Linked DNA regions of Homo sapiens: region 1 is linked to region 2. A link is a loop called in an ENCODE intact Hi-C map of the cell type or tissue named here. Cell type or tissue: IMR-90. All regions are shown on one strand. Each heading gives the region's core, and the rest is flanking DNA. Links, peaks and the distances in the headings are about the cores only. Region 1 overlaps TSHZ3 (teashirt zinc finger homeobox 3). Region 2 has its middle 56 kb from the start of LINC01791.

The links. Peaks named below come from ENCODE experiments on the same cell type or tissue, not always from the same donor. Only the 100,000 strongest peaks of a DNase experiment are listed, where the experiment ranks them.
Region 1: a loop joins it to region 2, with 3 times the contacts of the local background. A loop is called at or near these places in 13 of 110 quality-filtered maps.

The regions. Positions count from the first base shown.
Region 1 is chr19:31,326,017-31,335,868 of GRCh38, forward strand. The region is part of intron 1 of TSHZ3 (teashirt zinc finger homeobox 3); the gene reads right to left. It overlaps TSHZ3-AS1 (TSHZ3 antisense RNA 1), which reads left to right. Exons shown (of 3, transcript XR_002958388.2): 1 at 1-9,852. Among named protein-coding and RNA genes, the nearest start is that of TSHZ3-AS1, 9.1 kb to the left of the region's middle. In IMR-90, for the core only: no CTCF peak of the experiment used is centred there; a DNase peak (open chromatin) is centred at 6,305; H3K27ac peaks cover 2,326 bases.
Region 2 is chr19:31,218,697-31,228,548 of GRCh38, forward strand. It overlaps a transcript of TSHZ3 not described here. Among named protein-coding and RNA genes, the nearest start is that of LINC01791, 56 kb to the left of the region's middle. In IMR-90, for the core only: no CTCF peak of the experiment used is centred there; DNase peaks (open chromatin) are centred at 5,295 and 5,715; H3K4me3 peaks cover 248 bases; H3K27ac peaks cover 2,027 bases.

The sequences.
Region 1 (9,852 bases), core at 4,773-7,272, 110 kb after region 2:
TTCCGCTTTATTTGCTTTATCACATATATACCCATCATTCCATGTATCTTAACTTTTGGATGCATGTCAAAGTAAACTGCAGATATCCAAAGTATATTCTTAGACAAAAACAGGTACAACATGGAGTGTAAAGTGTGGATTTCTCATTTAAAATATTTAAAATATACTTTTAATTTAATGGCAAAACTGCAATTACTTTTGCACCAACATAAATATCTAGAAGACTATACTACAAACTGGTATCGGTGCTTGCCCCTAGGGAGAAGAACTGAGGAGCTGGGGTTAGAAGAAGACTCTCTTTTAACTGCATACCCTTTGATTCTCTTGAATATTGCATTATGGACATCATTTTGTTTAATTTAAAGAATGACAATGCATCCACTTTCATGAGAGAAAGCTACTGTCAAATCTTTCAGGGCTCTAGGTAGCTTCTGTAGAGCAGCCCTGCATGCTTAGAAGCCTGGCGCGTGTGTGTGCATGTGCACACGTGCCTGCGTGTGTCTGTGTGTGCATGAGCACGCGTACACACCCACACCCAGATGCTCGGAGCCTGCACAGTGAGGGTGGTGCTGACCTCCCCTCATCTATCGCTGTAAGTCACTTTCTCATGGGGCTGAAACCTCGGAGTGTGAAGCAACCATCTTCAGGAGGCTCATTATTTAATTTCCAAGTAAGCAGCTGCAAAAGACAGCATGTTTGTTGCTGTTAGGGAGAACGGAGCACATGGAAGACAGGAGGGAAAGGCAGTTCCTCTGCTCAGGGTAGCTCTGCACTGCGAGTGCCCATGTCTCAGTCTCCCTTACTGTAAACATTTGTGCAACTTCAAATAAATATCCTCCCCAAGTCTCACGCAGCCTTCGGCTCTGATGGAAACCCTATGTGTGCCCCAGTGTGCCAGTGTGCACAGGCCAGAGAAGCATGCAAATACAGGGGAGAAGTCCAGCTCCATGTGAGGAACGCCAGAGAAGGCATCCTGGAGAGAAGTGAGCAGTCCAGAATGTAGACTCTCCTTCCTTACAGCACTCAGCCAGGCTACTGAAAGGCAGCAGCTTTCTGTTTCATTAAAAAAAAAACCAGCAGAGGAGTAAAAAGCCCTTAGAAAAAACATAGAATTAAACATGATCATGAGAACAGTACTGTAAGCCAAACCTTCAAAGGAAAAAAGAATATTCCACGGCATTACTGGATGTGTTCGACCAATTCCCTTCTTCCCTGAGACCTGTAGCTCGAGGTTCTAGACTTTGAGCCTCTGGGCTACCGCTGCACATTTTTGAACAGCGATCAATTTCCTTGTGTGTTTTAAACCCTGGGAATCATATTCTACATGTGAGAGATAGTAAAATAGATTTTAAAAATTGAGGTAACTGAATATGTGGAGTTATGTCAACATGTCAGAATAAATACCTGAAATCCTTACTTTTCTACATATGAAAGGGATCTGATATCTAATGAGAGGGAAGGAAAATGCACTTTGTTAGCATTCTGCTTTATTCTTGAAAACATGCATATAAGGCTAGTTTTAAAAATCCCTCTGATAAGAATAAGACTGTGAGAACACTGATTTCCACTAGGTGATACACATATGTACCATACATATACATACATATGTAAGAATACATATATGTACACACAATACACGTATACACGCATATAAATATACAGTGTATATGTAACTGAGCCAGGCAGTATACTTAAAGGCAATAATATGATAGTATGAAGGCAATTTGTATCTTACCACATATTGAAATAAAACACCCTGCACAGCCCCTAAACCTCAAAATCCAATACACAAAATGAAACGAATTGCACTGGGAAAAAAAATAAAGAAATGAGAAAATGAACTACGATATTCTCTTATTTGTTTAGTGTTCTCTTTCTCTAGAGTTTACATGGACATTGTCTCTAGTTGCATCTGCAAACCAATACATCGGCTGTCAGATCACTAAGGCATTTGACAACATCATTCTAGAGCCTTTAGTTACTGAGATATCAATAATTAAATGCATTCAGTTCACACTTTGTTCTTGCAGATACCAGCTATTTATCTCTGTCCTCTGAAGAAGCTAATGGTATAATGGGCAAAACATCAAGAATAATTAAGAAAAACGTTGCTACAAACTCTGTCAGAAGAAATATAACTTTTGCCCAGGCCCCCAGCTAGAATTCATTTATACAAGATCCACCCAAAACCAAGGCACCTTTGCTGAAAAGCGAAGTGCTAGGCTCATGGAGCAGGGAACTCACTCACTCTGTCCACCTGAGGGGAAGACCAGTGGGCACTTCTCTGAGTGTGAGCCTTGAAAAGCCTTGGGTGTGTGCATATAGCATCAGCTATAAAACAGCGGGGACTGCGGGCCACGTTGGCACCTCTCCCACACCAGGGATGGGCTCTGGAAGGCCAGCCCAGGCTGACAAATGGCAGCAGGACTGACTTGCTTCAGTGGACTGGCCCCTGCTGATGGAGCCCAACCTTCCTGCAGGCCATTCACCTCCCAGCTGAGCCATCCATGTTTCAAAGCTTGTTTGCAGCATTAGCTGGTACCAAAACAGAAGTTCTGAGAACATCTTATTCAAGGAATGGCGGGTTAAATCTTAACAGGTCTATTTTTCTTTAGTAGAGAGTGTCTCTCTCCTTTCATATCCAATAACAAATAAGAAGAGAGAAACTGTGAGGTGTTTTCTTCTTTAGGTAAGGGTCAGGCCTAGATGGTATATAAACTCCAAACAGATTATATTTTAAGTTGGTGACAATTAATTACAATACCGTATACATACTGCAGATAACACAATTTAAGATTAAAGAATTATCTGGAGCCATAGTAATGGGAGATGACTTTGAAGAGGCAGCCTTCCAGATAAGCCATGTCACATATCTGCATATCCTTTCAAACATCTTTGTCACCTAAGCGGGAGTGGCTCCCAATCACTGTTCACCAATCTCACTTGCGGAAGAGTTGGTAGTCAACTTCCTGTACAGGGGCCGTGTGAGCTCCTGGATGTCTACCTTAAACTTCAAAGAGCCACATTTACAGAAAATGAAATGCTCACATTTCATCATTAAATTACACTAGGCTCCCAATCTTCATGCGGCACATGTATTGCACTGAAAACGGATATTTGTTATTAATGACAAAGATATGGAAAATGTGAAGTTGAAATAAGCTACCCAAACTTAAGAGAAAGAAATGTTACAGGAACTGCTTTGTCAACCCTAATTGTGTAATTACTTCTTGGCTTGGTCACCCAAGCTCCGAGCAAGAAATAAGAGACAATGGTAATTTCTTACTACTGAAATGAAGGTGTCACGCTGCCTTGTGCATTCTGTGTAAGCAGGGCTAAAGTTTACATTTATATCACGTTACCTCCATTACAATCATCCAGGCCACTGCAAGAACTTAGTGGTATAAGGTCAGCCCTGGCAATGGGCACGCTCAAGTTTACTTGCACAAACATTTAATTTAGGCAGAGTGGAGGCATCTCTGCTTTTGGTCATCATCTTACCCCTCACCTCACACCGGTGAAATTGGTGAACTGCTACTGGCAACTTGCAGACTCACAGCAATAAAATAGTGTTTTTAAATGGTGCTAATACAGTGGCTACCAATAAAAATGAACCACTAGATGGCTTTAGATTTTTCACTTCTGAATATCGGAAGATGCATTATTTATGGTGTCAAAGCTAAACCTGGGTACAGCACTTGGGAGTGGGGGTGTTTGTGGAGAGAGAGGCAGGAACACCGCCCTGTGTAACTCCATCCCTTTCTCTCTTCACTCCACAGTTCCCCTTATAGCTCGATAATTAATTACAAGGCCGCATAATTCTATCTTCAGTCCCATCAGCGTTGGGTCAACTAAGAGCAAGGATCACATGCCAAAATTGTTGTGTGTTTTTTTTCCACACCAAGTATGAACCACTCCTCATTCTAATGGAAAAAAGAGCGCAGACACACAACTAGGAAGAGAAAAAAATGAAATTCCATTATAACTGGTTTCCTCAAGCTCCAGCCTAGGATATGAGTAATCATAAAAACTGTAATATCAGCTTTTTTGTTTTCCTTAACACTGGGTTCCTACTTTATTTCCTTTCAAAGAGGGTCAAGATCCTTTTTTTTTTTTTAATTCATAAAAGCTGCTGTGTGATAACCAAAAGGTTGGTTTCTCTCTGTAATAGCTCTGCCTTCCGTGATACTTTTAAATTTGGGGGCAAAAATAAAACTCGCTAAACTCTCAACAGCTGCCCTGAGTGAACTTGAAGCCCCTCACCTGCCTGGCCCTCAGGCCTTCTGGAAACATCTAACGCCTAGCAGGGGTGGAGCAGTGAGCTGACCGGCAGGCATGGACCAGGAGCTGCTAGCACAGGCCTCGGGAGGTGGCCTCCGGGCTGCTTGGCCGTACCTTGAGGACTGGCCTGACGGCTCCCAATGCCCGAGCTCCCATGTGAAGTGCAGGGAGGAGCAGGTCAGTGGCCACAGCAGCCTGGCCTGGCCTGGGTCACACCCTCGGTCAGCATCGCCCCAATGTCACTCTCTAGTTCTGTTTTCTCCTCCCTACCCACTCCCACCTTAACCAGCCACAGGGAATGGCGGGGTGCAAAATGGAGGCTGTTGACCTGCTGTGTGATCCACACCTCCCTCTGGGCTCAAAACATCAATGTGCTTTTAACAAGGAGCCAAGTGCTGTTTAATCCTTGGGCGGGGGGAGGAAAGTCCAGAACACCTATGGGTCATGAAGCAGCCCACGCTGAGAAGGCGACCCCAGACCCCAGACGGAGGTGTCAGGAGCTTGTTTTCCCAGCACTTCCTGTTGGCAGGGTCACAGCTCTACCGAGAGAAGGTGGGCCGTACCCCAGGGCACAGGAATCAGCATTGACATGCCCAAAAACTGACATGCATGCTTGTCCCCCACAGGCACGGGCATGTCCCCAGTCACCATGGTGGCAGAAGGACAATGGGAAACGCAGGGCCTGCCAGGCAAATTCTAGCAAAGACGGGCTTCCTAAAATCTCCCTTCTACATGAGAGCTGCCCAACCCAACGGCAGAGTTATGACTCACCGAAAGGGATACCCCCTCCTTCCCTCTAAGGACTGAAGGAGGGAAACGGCGCATGTAACCCTGGCCTAAGAGAGACCCCCGGGCTGAACCAAAGCATCAGAGATTCAGAGGGCACGCGGGGAATGTGGACAGAGCGACACCAGGCCTTCCTGAGCTCACCTGTACCAGAGCCTCAGGAAACATGTCTGTAAAACCGCTCTCATAGTAAGCACTTTATTATCTACTTTTGGCGCAGTGATGAGTTAAAGGGGCATTAATTTTCTTTCATAGCCTGGAATAGCTTATTTATCATTTTTTTTGTCTTTGTCACTGATATTTCAGATCTGCTGCGAATTGCTGTTTTTTTGTTTTGTTCTGTTTTGTTACTGTTGTTTAATTAATCTGCACTCATACAACCACCAAAACAATCACGGTCCTACTGGTACCAGCAGATGTGGCCGAAATGTGCCCTGAAACTTCCCAACTGCAGCTCGACCCTGCTTGCAGTGCTGTGTCATAACGAAGGGAAGTCAACTCAAGATGCATTTTCTGGAAATGCCATGGACGCACAGAGAGAAGAAACTACAAATAGTGTTGCAAGGAAGGAGGCCAGCGGCTGCATTCACTGTGTCACTGCGGCCAAGGTTTCTGGGTACCTTATGTTCACCACCTGCCACCTACTGTGGTGTCAGAGCTGTCTGGTCCAGCCGGGACAGTCAATTGATTTTCACAGAACGTCCATTTTATGTTTCCACACCAGAGCACGCTGCACCTTCGTAAGGAGGGGTGGCTGCTTCTAAGGGCAGAGCGGCTGGGCCCCAGCCAAGCCTGCCTCCCTGACTGCAGAAGATGTCACCTCCCCCGGGCACTTTCTTCTGGGCAGGGGCAAGGAGGAGGAAGGGAGAGGAGGTACGTGAAGAAGATGTCCCCCATAAAACCAAGGGTGTTCCCTTCTCAACCTCTCCCTTTTCCCCCTCTAACTGAGTCTCCAAAAAATGCATGTTTCCATTCACAAAAAGTATGCAGAATCACTGATGGGAGCAAAAGAAGACCCTTTTTCCTATTACAGGCAAAACCTAGGCTGATTCTCTTGCTTCCTTCAGCTGTCAATGAGGTGGTGTGTTCCCGGCCTCCTGACAATATAATCATCATAAACTTTATTATTACATCTGGAATTTCATGATATGTTTAGTAATTGATTACAGAGACACAACCCAGAATGCGGCTCCCACTCGCTCTGCCACGATTCCAGTAACCTAACTGCTTAATACCCCTGGAATGTATAAACAGTGTTAACTGCTGCATTCCCCACACTGCCATGGCAGAAGGGAACCACGGAGCTGGTGGGGCTCTGAAAGCTCAAGGCCATTTTCACTTACTGAATATAATGTCATGGGATAGAAACTGAGATCACATTTTTTGGAGCCACGATGACCGACGACCCCTCATCAGATGTGATTGGGGCACAAATCCACTAAAATTATCAGCTGTATTGGGGAACGGAGATGTGCCATGAAGTTTGCACAGGGCCATCACCCATCCCTACTTAGTCTCAGTTTGGTGGGGACTCCAGTTTAGGGGACTGTGATTACTGGGGTTCTTCAAAAAAGCTGCACAACTCGCTATTTCTAATTTTATGAACACCGTGATATGAATGCAATGCAAAGCAGAGAAAAAGCCATATTGGGTCAGGCCTGCAATTACAGTGGCTAGTGCACTTACTATCTCATAGGAATAAAGGCAAAAAACAAAAACAAAACAAAACAAAACAGGGGTAGGCCAGGCACATGGCTCACACCTGTAATCCCAGCACTTTTGGAGACCGAGGAGGGTAGACTGCTTGAGCCCAGGAGTTCGAGACCAGCCTAGGCAACATGGCAAAACCCCATCCTACAAAAAATAGAAAAATTACTCAGGCATGATGGTGTGTGCCTGTGGTCCCAGCTACTCAGGAGGCTGAGGTGGGAGGACTGTCTGAGCCCAAGGAGGTCGAGGCTGCAGTGAGCCATGATCATGCCACTGCACTCCAGCCTGGGTGACAAGGGAGATCCTGTCTCACAATAAATAAATAAATAAATAAATAAATAAATAAATAAATAAATAAATCCAGGGGTGAAGGCCACACTCAAAGTGTCTGGGAGTTGGGGCCTCAGAGAGATCTACATGAACAGGGCATTTGTTCCCTCCCACTCCCACCAAGGGAGGGCGAAGAGCAATGCAGCTGCCCTCCCTAACACTACTCCAACTCAGGAGGTTATGACCAAGGACATGCGAGCCCCTCTCTGGGTGAAAATCAGCTCCATTCCCCCTGCAGAAACGCTCCCACTCAGCTCTTGTGCCTACACTCTCCCTCCTGTAACAAGTCAATTTACAAAAACCAGACCCATCTCAGCAAGGGGACCTGGATCGGCCCTTTTCACCCGCATATCATCTTGAACCCAAACAGTCCCTTGAACCAGCAAATCCTCAGCCAACCCCGTGGCATGCAGAGTGTGTTATCTCTCCAGGCAGATCCACTTTATAAACCACCAAAGAAGCCCCATGGAAGGTTCTGCTTGCAACAAAAAAAACAAACATGCTGATGTCACTCCAACCTGAGCTCTTGGGCCCCAGTGATGGGGCCCGGGGGACTTTACAGTGGGATGCTTGTCCCAGAGCTGCCTCTCCAGGCCAAGTGAGCCATCATCCTGGGACCACCTGGACCAGCCAGGCCCCCATGAAACTTGGCCAGCGCGTTCCCGTTAAAAATGGTCCTGCCATTCACCTCAGCCAGGTTCCCGCACGCACGCTAATAAGTACTTGTTTGTTGAACTGAAAAATCATTACCACAGAACACGTCAAGTAATGAAAGATGTTTTCCTTGCAGAAATGTTAAATACTCCACTTCTTTCACAAGGAGCGTGTACGTGTGTTTCCAAATAATACCTTGCTCCCTCCCCACCCACACTACATCAGAAAGTATGGAGCTCCAAGACCCAATTTGAACAGGGCTCATGTTGCACGGCTCTAAGAACCAAGAACATGCTGTTATTTTATTTATTTTCCTTTGCCCAGCTGACTACGTGTTTGTTCTATTAGTTATTCACCTAACCATCTCGGTAGGAACCTCCGTCACTGTCACGTAGGGGAGGGTCCACTCTGCCTTATGATTTTATACAGAAAAGCAAGAGAAAATAACACCACCGCAGCCTCATCTATTACACACCCATAGTATTTGCTAACTAATATATGTGAAAGAGCCATTTTACTACAACCTCAGAGCAGAAACAAAGGCAAGAAATGGAATGGGAACATTTCACCACATGAAAACCACTGATAACCCATCTTCTCCTCTGGCAAATATGAATCTCTGCCCCCTTTCAAAAGCTTTTTGTTAGGCAGATGAGTAATAACAATTGCGTCTTATGCAATGCACTGAGGTCTTTTAAGTGTTTTGGAATGTCTCTACCTACAGGGAGTCACACTGGTTAATTTCTGCTGCCTTTCCCTCTCATCCTAAGGCTTCAGGCAAAGCCAGCAGGGTGGGGGCTGAGCCTGCTTTGAGTCTATGGCAGCTGAGTTAGGAAAAACCAAAATGACTTCCAGGTAACCTTGTCTCATGGAACTCCAGGAGGCAAATACACATCACTTAGATAGAACACTCAAATATCAAGTTGATGCGGGGGTCAGTGGAGTCTTAGGTTTTCTCACCATAACATATGGCTTTGAATGTGGTGGCTCTATCCTGCCATGCCCCCTTGAGACATAAGAGACCTATGTTTATGCCTGGCTCCCATGTCAGAGAATCCATAACCTGGGGACGGAGATGCTGAAATCCTGGCCAAAATGCACACCCACAGAAGCCAAATCTCCTCTAAAGAATAAGCAATCATCATCCCTTCTTCCTGCCCTCTCTCTGTCATGTGTTCAGTGAGTCACTCAAAAAGCTGCCAGGGGTTACCTGGGGGAGCAAGAAACACAAGATCCTGACCAGGGCTCCAGGAAAAATGACCTGCGTGAACTTCTCAAAACTTAAAGACTTTCCCTCTTCTTCACCCATTGCTTGTTTTCCCATTTTTAAGAGGGAGCAAATCTCACTCTAATTTTACTAGCATTAAAGGTTGACATTTTTTATATGTGAATTCACAAATCTACCATAAATGATTCACGGGATCTTTCTTCCTTTGCCCTTCCCCGACGAACCGCCACATTTTGGAACTGCGTTGGCTGACATTAAGCAAAGCGCTTTCTCAGCAATTATTTGGAAAGGAGAGATGGCAACTACAAGAATTTCTCTCTGAGGAACAGAGGAGCTACCCTCACGGCCCACTTCCAAATGGCCAGGTCTCACGGAAGACAGGAGGGCCTCCTCCCCTGCCCGGACACTGCCATCCACCTGAAGCTCTCAAGCCCTGGTCAGGCATCTACTGGAATCTCTGGCATTCCTGCAGCACACCCCGTTGTTGGTCTAGAACAGGTACTGACTGCCCTGGAAAATACTGACCTTAAGGACCACTGCTGTGTGTTCAGAAAACTCAAGAGACTGGTTGTCTCCCACTCAGACTTGTGAGCTTAGAAGGCCACCAAGGAGATTCCGGCTCAAGAACCCAAATCGTCACCTGAAGTCGAAGCCACTCATTTCCCTAAAGGCCAAGTTCTGATAAGGAACACTTGCCCCAGCCTCCTGAACAGGTGAGACCTCTGTGAGGGTACCAGCAGGCCTGGCAGGTGCTTTTGCTTATCTGGGTCTCTCTCTACATATATTTCTCTATCCCCAAAAGGCCAGAGCTGTGTCACCCCCGTGGGCTCCAAGTGCATTCATTACAGAAGGTGGACGTCACA
Region 2 (9,852 bases), core at 4,402-6,901:
CTATGGAATATTGTTCAGAGCTAAAAAGAAATGAGCTATCAGCCATAAAAAAGGCCTGGAGAAAACTTAAATGTATGTTACTAATTGGGGTGGGGGAAGCCAGTGTAAAAGGGCTACATGCTGTATGATTCTAACTTAAACCTTTAAATTTGTTATAACATTATTTTCTAAAGTGTCATGGCCCATTGGGAATTTCACTCCCCATGGTCTGAGGTAGTGGGATTGTAATCCGGCAGCATTGCTAATTTTTCTACTAATTTTACAGGCTTTGCCACACTGTGACTGTCAGGAGGTTCTTACTTGCAGAAGGAGATGCTTCAGGTACATGTTTGTACCAGAGCATTAGTAAGGCTGCATCACAGAGTGAGATGTGCATATCTTCAGGCTCTAAAGACTTAAGGGAAGTTCTTCGAAGCTGACAGTGAGGCCTTTATGCTTTCACCATACGTATAAAATCAGTGTTTCTGGATTGGACCCCAAAAATTCATTAGTTCTCTGCTCTCAGACAAGACACTTCTCCCAGTGGAGCTTGTTTTTCACTGCCTATGGAGAGACAGGTGAACAAAATGATTCCGTGTCTTGACCTATGACCTCTGTATCAGAGAATGACTCAGTAGCTACTGTGAATAAATAAACCCCTAAATCCAAAGGGCTCAACACAGCAGAAGTTCATTTTTCTTATCAAGTCCAATCAGTGGTAATGATGGCAGTGAGAAGTTTGCTTCAAGCAAACTTGAAGCAAACTTGTTCAGTGACTTGGCTTCTCTCTCTGTTGTGATTTTACCCTCTTCTAGAGCAGTTCTGGCCAGTAGAATATTCTATGGTGATGGAAATGTTCTATATTTCCTTGTCCAATACAATAGCCACTAAAGATGTATGGCTATGAAGCACTTGAAATGTGGCCTGTGCAATGGCAGAACTGAATTTTTAATTTTATTTAATTTTTTAAAGAAGAAAAACATTGAAGAACCTTTATTATCTCATTTCAGGACTTACTTTATGGTATTTAAATTAGGGAAAGTAATTAAGACAGTTCTATTAGCTTATGAATCAATGGAACAAACAGAATAGAGTCCAGAAGTGAATATATATGTGTATAGATATATATATGTATATATATAAAAAATATATATGTATATTCAAAATGTATACTGAATATATCTGGAATGTGTATAAGTATATAATTGAATATATATGGAATTTGATTACATTAAAATATATATATTCAATTGATCTTTGGAAAGATCAATTGATCAATTGATTATTTGATCAATTTAATCAATAGTCTTCAACTGATCTCTTGGAAAAAGATCAATTAAAGACGATTTCTCCCACTACCCATTTACCTTGTCAAGGCCAAGGTGGATGGATGGTGGAGAAAATCCTTTTCAACAAACAGTGGTAGAACAACTGGATATCTGTATGAAATAAAAATGGAGAGATAGATTTAAGAGGAACTATAACTATGCCACATTGGTGTATGTTATTTTTGTCAAACTGATTACTGAAGTGAGAAGCATCGGCTGCAACTTTAAGAGGAAGGAACAGGGGCCTGGAAACATTAAATAAAAACACAATAATCACATAGCAAGGAAATGCCAAAGGCAAGATTGAAATCCAGTTATCTGTCATCCAAAAGTTGCCCCATGATGGTATGGGAGACTTGCAGGAGAAAGGTAAAGAGATGAATAAGTGAAGGGCGACAGGTTGTAAGTTAGACAGCAACTGAGGTCTCTCACTGCCCCTTGTCTCTCTATATATGTATTTTGGGTCTCATCTAACTTCAATTTCACATTTTATTTTTATTTCATTGGGTTGGGGAAGGGAAGAAATCAAGAGTACTTGGGACTGTGATAGTTCTTTGTCTCTCATTTTTATTTCATTTAAATTAATTCAAATTTAAATAGCAACATATGATTAGTGGCTATTAGTAGCTAGAGCCTTGGCGCCCTTTCTATTCAGCTGGCAGGTAAGGAAGGATGATCACAGGGTAGGTTTTTAAAGGGCCAGTCTGAGAAGTGGTGCACTTCACTTCCTTTTCCTTTCCTCTGGCTAACACCGAGTCACATGACCACACCTCACTGCAAAGGAGGCTGGGAAATGTAGTCTAGCTGTGTGCTCAGAAAGATGAAGGAACAGATTTTGGTGAGCACATAGCAATATTTATGACTCCAGGATTGAAATTTCAATGAAGACTGAAATGTGCACCACTTCCTTTTGAAGCAGCTACAGAAAGCAACAGGCAAATCCACCAAAAGTAGTTACATAAGAACAGCATAGATGCCAAACTAGTTAAAATGCCTAATTACAAATGTTTATTATCACCAGCAGTAACAAGACTAAGATCAGAGATGTGTATGCTCAACTATGTATATTCACCCAACATCTGTCACATGCCTACTTGGTATCAGATACTATGCCAGACACAGGGGATGCCATGATGGACAAGATATTATCTGCAAAATATAATTTTAATTTAACATGGCAGGTGTAGCATTAGAGGTAAGGGTAAAGTGCAATGAAAACTCAAGAAAAGGATGCTGAATTCTTTTGGTGGTGGATAGAAAGCCAATTTGGGCCAGGGTTTCCAATAGATATGTGCATGTGTATGAGTGCAGTGATACACATACCTTGAAAGACACTTTTTTGAGACACAGGAGTGTCAAGGAATAGGTGGTGGGGTGTCTTCAAATCAAAGTCAACAGAAAACACATGTCATAACTCCAACATGGATGTGCAGTTCTCCTTATGTCAAATTGGTGGCTGACCTAAATCCACTCCCGGCCTCAGCCATGTGCCCGAGGTCATCAGATACACTCCACATTCCTTCCACAGCATCACCACGATATCATCTGAAGGTTAGCTGGGCACATTGAATAGAAACCACTGTCTCTCCTCCAACCTCCCTTGGAGTTCCTTCTTCACCTCCCCTCTCCTGTAATGCTTTCTCTTCTTCCATGTTTGGTGGTAAGTTATTTACATGTCTACTCCCTAACACAAAATGGTGGCCTGTCGCTGGGCTTCAGTGTCCATGAGTTTATTATCTTAGCATTAACACGGTATCTGGCCCACTAAATATGGTGCACTTCCTGGTGGCTTGGTGACTCATAATCCCTTCACCTTACTTTCAATAATAGCATCCTAATGTGCTTCTGAAAGGTGAAAGGTTTACCTCGCCCTCTGTCTTGGGTCTTGTAAGACTGCAAGCCAAGGTGTCAAGAATGGGACCTTTGCAACCAGCCTCTCTTCAGCCCCAGGACTTTGAATCTGGAGTACAGTGACATGAGGTCAGGAAGTGGTTGGAGCTCATGGTCCCCTGACAGTGTACGTGGTTGAGTTTGCCTGGACCCCAGCTATACCTTGGTTGCAGTCTATTTTAAGCCAGGGTCTTTACCCTTCCCATCCATTCTTTGAGCCTCATAGAGATTTCCCATGAATTTTCTTCATCTATAGCTAGACTGTAAGAATTCCAATTTGTAGAATGTACATCTGTAAGTGCATATGGAACATGTTACTAATGAACGTCACAGAAGACTAAATGTAAAATCCCTCTTTATGGGCTAGTAGAATCTGTTTTACACAGAAGCAAAATGAAACACATCCAGTATATATTGGAGTCCACAATGGGAATGGGGTCAGTCAAACGCATGTGACCAGATGTTATTTTCAATATGCTTGAAGATATTTTCACTTGACTCTTGAGATGAAAAGAGACAAGTAGGACTGAGACTTGGTACACACTTCACAACCTTCCTAGACTTGGAAAAACTTTCAAAGGCTCTAGAGTAAAGTCAAGGTTCCCATCTTCCTGTTCCCCAGTACTAATCAGAATGGATTCCTCCTTCCTTCAGGACCTCCTGTCCCTCTCCAGCTGCCATGCTCTCAGGAATATTTCACCCTTAAATGTTTCTCCCTCTGGACTGGAGCTTCAGCTTCAGTTTCTTTTCTGTATCTTCTACGGGGCTTAGCACAGGGACTTCCTTCATAGGAGGTACTCGGAAAATATTTGCTGAATTGAATGGAGTTAATTTGAATTATTGAATCCAGGTAAGTGGCCTTGGTAAGTCCATTAGCTTTGCCCTGGGAATCTCGTCTCTTGTCCTTCTCCATTTCTATTTTGCCATATAAACATGACAGAGAGTGATTCAGTAGTCTTCCCTATTCACTTCAGAGGGTTAGAAATGAGATGTGAAAATGACAGCAAGAAGACATGTCAATAATACCCATGTGGGGTCAGCGAGTCTCCCGCTGCCTGCCCAACCTTTGCAAGAAGAAAGCCATCAAGGCCACTTGAGTGGATCTCACACAATTCCCTTGACTCAAGATGACCATGAGGCTCAGGAGGTTGGCAGCTAGGATTTCTGTTGAGAGGGCATTAGAGATTCCATGTCCCTGTCACACTGATGGAAGCCCTGTTTCTCTTGGACATCTGAGCCTGTAGATTTTTCCTCTGCTCATCTCATGGAGCAGAATTTGTTTTTGGTGTACACTTAAAATATTAGGGTCAGCTAATAAAATAATAAGAATCAAAGGTTTACCAACTCATAAAATATTAAGTCTTTAAGGCTTATCTGACACTGTAGAGCCCTCTGTATTTGTGGGGCCTCATGTGTATACCTTCTCCCAGGTAGGTCTGTGAATGATGGACTCTAATTTTAGTTCTTATAACGTGTGTGTGTGTGTGTGTGTGTGTGTGTGTGTGTGTGACAGAGAGAGGGAGAACTAAATACATTATGTACATCTGAAAAGTCACCAAAGACAAGAAAAAAAAAGTAGGTATATATTTAGCTAAGTGTTCTGTGGATTTTTTTTCCTTTTGAAAAACTCCAGTACAAGTGTTCAAGCCAAGTAGAAGCCTTTCACTCCAGTTATTTATTTATTTTGCTCTCTCCTTTGGAAAGCGATGCACATGTATTATGAAAAGCAAATATTATACTCTTTATTGTCAAACAAAGTTTATAAGGTTCGTGTGTCAATGATGGGGCCAAGGACCTCACACAGAAAGTTTCCTGTCCTGGAAGAATTTTTCATGGAAGATAAAATATGGAAAGTGGGGGGAATGCTGACTGCCAGCAAATAGAATCCTCCCACTCCTAATGGCACCCGTGGGGTTGGATGAGCTCAGGCCTTGACTGTCCTAGCTGGAGCGGGGGTGGGGGTGATGGGGGTTCTTCCCTATAGACTAGCATGGGCCACTCAGTGAGGGGAAGGACCACAGTGGAAGTTGAAGGGTGTTTACTCAGAGGAGGCTACTTGCGTCCAACTCCTTGCAGCTCTAACATCCAGATGCACTCGGCAACCAGGCCTTTGGACACAGGAAGTAGAAGCAAGGTGATGAAAAATGAAAGGCATTCTTTGGCCTTGGAGCACACAGGCATGGAATCCGGTAGGAGTACAGTTACTATTTACAGGAAACTGGCACGGAGATATAACTTTTGCTAGACAGGTTGGTGCCATTGTGTTCTGGCACCATGAAAAGCATTAAATAAGGTTTACCATTTGTCTAAACCATGCTGTATGCACTCTACTTTCTGATATGTATTGCTTTCTCCAACTGGGAGTTTCACTAAAGTCCCTCCCTAGGGAGTAGAGAGCGGGAGTTATAGTCAACCATGGTTAATTTGTGCTTTGTGCTTTGTTTATCCAAACCATATGTCTAGATGGTTGTAATTCTGTGTCATTGGCTGTGTAATGCTCTCTGTGCTAAGATATCTGTAAATAGCAACAGCTCAATGCATAATCACGTTGGTATTCTGAAGGGGGAAAAGGAAGTTTCAAGTGACGTTTGCTGTGAAGACAACCACTCCAATGATGTCTCCATACATGTCTCCCAGGACATAATCTCTTAAGTATTAATCATGCAGACCTATGTGGATGGCACAGGACCTCACAGAAGCCAGACGTGGTGGGTCAATGCTACCTCCAATTCTAATACTCTAGCCTTAGGGCTTGAGGACACTCTAGATATTAAATCATATCATTGCTATTCAGCAGCCCCAGTAAGTAGTTTGTGTACCAAAGAGAAATCCTTTTATGTTGGTGCTAGAAAAAATTAAAAACAATAAAACAAGGGGAATCCACCAAAATTTTCTTTTATAATATTTTCATTTAAAAACTTTATTTGATTCACCAGCTTTCTATCAAGAAAAGACATTGTGCTCAAGAGCTGGAGGTGATAAAGTCCAATGTGAATTTCTTAAATGGCAAATTACCAGCCAGGATGAACACACAAAGGCTTCAGCTTTTATGTACGGCCTAGAAGCCCCAGGGCCCCTGTTCCCCCTGAGCACCCAAGAGCAGCTTCTGAACACTGCAATGTGCTGGCTGGAGGCCTCTGGAGAAGAGGAGGCCAGACCTGTGAATTATGGCAAATTCTACTGCACCCTGACTTCAGCAACCTCCTAAATCAGAAAAGGGGGCATTAAAAATGTTTTTCCTTCATGCAAATGCTGCCATTCATTTAGAAGTGAGGCCATGTTACTTCAGGTGCCCATAGAGCATGATCATTTGAGCATCCCGAATGGCATTATAGGAAGCCTGGCCCCAGAGTCAGCCTCAGACGGTGGAGATGTGACAATCTCTTTGAAGTCCCAGGGAATGAAAGGAGTGGTCTGCAAACAAGCCTAGGGGGATAAGCTGAATATATTTCCCCCAGCCTTGGCAGAGACGCTGCAATCCATAGCTGGCTCACATTGCCACACACATCTCAGCCTGTCACATTGCCCAACAGTCTTGGTGCATTTCGTTCACCAACCCTTTTACCACAGCAACATGTTCAACGCATCTTATGGCCTCAAACCCCAATCTTGGCATACAGCCTTGTCCTGCACTTTATGGAAAAATGAGAAGCCATCGTATAGGAACAGGAGCATCTCTTTCTTGCATGACAGAATCTATCGGCCCATCTGCACCTCCCCATCCTCCCCCACCTTCCTTCAGTTACAAAGGTGAAGTTCGCCCTTCTCCTTCCTGAGGGGCCTTTTCCCTCCTGCCTTCTGACAGTTTCCATCAACAGATATCTATTCCTTTGCTTACAGTTTCCACTAGTCTCCCAGTCTTAAAATTCATTTCCTTTGCTCTCACTCATTTTCCTCCTGCTGTTGCCTTATCTCCTTACCCTTCCCAATCTGGCTTAAAAGCGGTGTGTCAGCTGGGCACGGTGGCTCATGCCCGTAACCCCAGCACTTTGGGAAGCCAAGGTAGGTGGATTGCTTGAGGACAGGGGTTTGAGACCATCCTGGCTAACATGGTGAAACCCTGCCTTTACTAAAAATACAAAAATGAGCAGGGTGTGTTAATGGGCACCTGTAATCCCAGCTACTTGGGAAGCTGAGGCAGGAGAATCACTGGAATCGGGAGATGGAGGTTGCAGTGAGCCAACCTCATGCCACTGCACTTCACCCTGGGCAACAGAGCAAGACTCCATCTTAAAAAAAAAAAAAAAGCAATGTGTCCATATGATGCTGTCCCCAATTCCTCACCTCCTTTCAATCTTCAACCCACTCTTTCGACTCCTTCAATTCCACTTCTTCCCATACCATTTGATATGGTTTCTGTGTCCCCACCCAAATCTCATCTTGAATTGTAGCTCCTATAATTCCCACGTGTTGTGGGAGGGAACCAGTAGGAGATAACTGAATCATAAGGGTGGTTTCCCCCACACTGTTCTCATGGTAGTGAACAAGTCTCACAAGATCTGATTGTTTCATAAGGGGTTTCCTCTTTTGCTTGGTTCTCATTTTCTCTTTGCCTGCCACTATGTAAGGTGTGCCTTTTGCCTTTTGCCATGATTGTGAGGCCTCCCCAGCCACATGGAACTGTGAATCCATTAAACAACTTTTTGTTTGTAGATTACCCAGTCTCAGGTATGTCTTTATCAGCAGCGTGAAAATGGACTAATACACCATTCCATCAGAACTTCCCTGCTAACCGCTCTAAATCCTATATTCCATTCTTGCCTTCCATCTGAGCACCAACCACAAGTCAACATCTCTACTTGAACACCCTGTGTTCAAGACATAAGGTGACCATATGTCTTCATTTGCTCTGGGAAGTCTCTATTTACATGTGGTGTCCTGGCATAAGTAGTCACAGCACCCCTTTCAGACTCAAAAACATCTTAGACAATAAATTTTAAGGTCACATATATTAGCAGATATAGGCATCTGTGATTTGTCTGTCCAATCTGTTTATTTCCTTATTTTCATTTTTTGCTTTTAGAGAACTATCCCTTGCAGATACTTTTTCTTTTTTCTTTTTCTTCTCTTTCTTTCTTTCTTTCTTTTTTTTTTTTTTTTTTTGAGATGGAATTTCTCTTTGTCATCCAGGCTGGAGTGCAGTGGTGCCATCTCGGCTTACTGCAACCTCAGCCTTCCAGGTTCAAGCGATTCTTGTGCCTCAGCCTCTCAAGTAGCTGGGACTACAGGCCTGTGCCACCATGCCTGGATAACTTTTTGTATTTTTAGTAGATATGGGGTTTCACTATGTTGCCCAGGCTGGTCTCGAACCCCTGACCTCAAGCCACCCACCCGTCTCAGCCTCCCAGAGTGCTGGGATTACAGGAATGAGCCACCACGCCTAGCCCAAATACCTTTTCAAAATTGTCTGGTCATATGACAGATCTACCCAGAATCAGATTGGTATAAAGAGAGTTACTGAGTCAAAAGTGGGTCAAGACCATTCACACCCAACAAATTTTGCTGACACAATTTGAGGAGGAAAAAAACCCTATTTTCTCACTGGAATTGCTATGCTGGTAGAATAGAATAGAAGCCTGAAGAGACTGGGCCAACTCTGCCACCAAACTTAGGGAGAGCCTGCTAGAAGAGAAAGGCAGCACAGTGAAAGCACAGCTTACAGCAACAGAAGGGGGAAGAAAGAGAGGATGGGAGGGAAGAAGAGAGAGATCCCTAATGCCAATGTTGAACACCAGGGGCTGAAAATCTGTTCCACCTGTGGGCTTTATATTGCGTACCCCAAAACTCTTCTTTTTCACTCAGTAAAGTTGGAGGTAGGTTTCTCTCACTTAATGACAAGACATCCAGGATCTACACAAGCATGCCTTGAACTCAGCTCCAGGCAGTCCTATCCCTGCTGTCCCCAAATCTATTCCTACTCCACCTTTCAAATCTCAGCAACCATCCAGTTTCTTCTGCCAGAAACCTTGGAATCATCTTGGACATCTTCCCTTCTCTAGCGCCATCATGAAATCTTATTGGTTTATTTTTATGACCAACATATGTGTAAACTCTGGTTCCTTCCCTCCATCCACACGGACCCCCAACAAGTCCATAAAACCATCATCTTACCTGGGCAACTCAACAGCCTCCCAGTGGGTCTTCCCATGGCCATTCTCACTCCTAACATTCTCCGTGGAACATCTAGAGTCATCTTCTTAAACTTCAAATCTGCTTATGGTGCACAAGGCCATGCTTCACTGGGGAGCTGCAAGGAGAGTAGAGGGAGCATTGCCAAGTTAAGTTAAGAGCTTCAAGACATTATTGAAGCTCTTGTAATTCCTGAATTCACCAATACAAATTCTATTTCAGGCTGGGTGTGGTGGCTCACACCTGTAATCCCAGCACTTCTGGAGGTCAAGGTGGGCAGATTGCTTGAGCCCAGGAGTTCAAGACCAGCTTGGGCAACATAGTGAAACCCTATGTCTACAAAAATTACAAAATTTAGCTAGGCATGGTGGTGTGTGCCTGCAGTCCCAGCTACTCCAGAGGCTGAGGGGGGAGGATCACATGAGCCCCGGAGGCAGAGGTTATGGTGAGTTGAGATCACACCACTGTACTCCAGCCTGAGTGACAGAGTGAAACCCTGTCTAAAAAAAAAAAAAAAAAAATTATT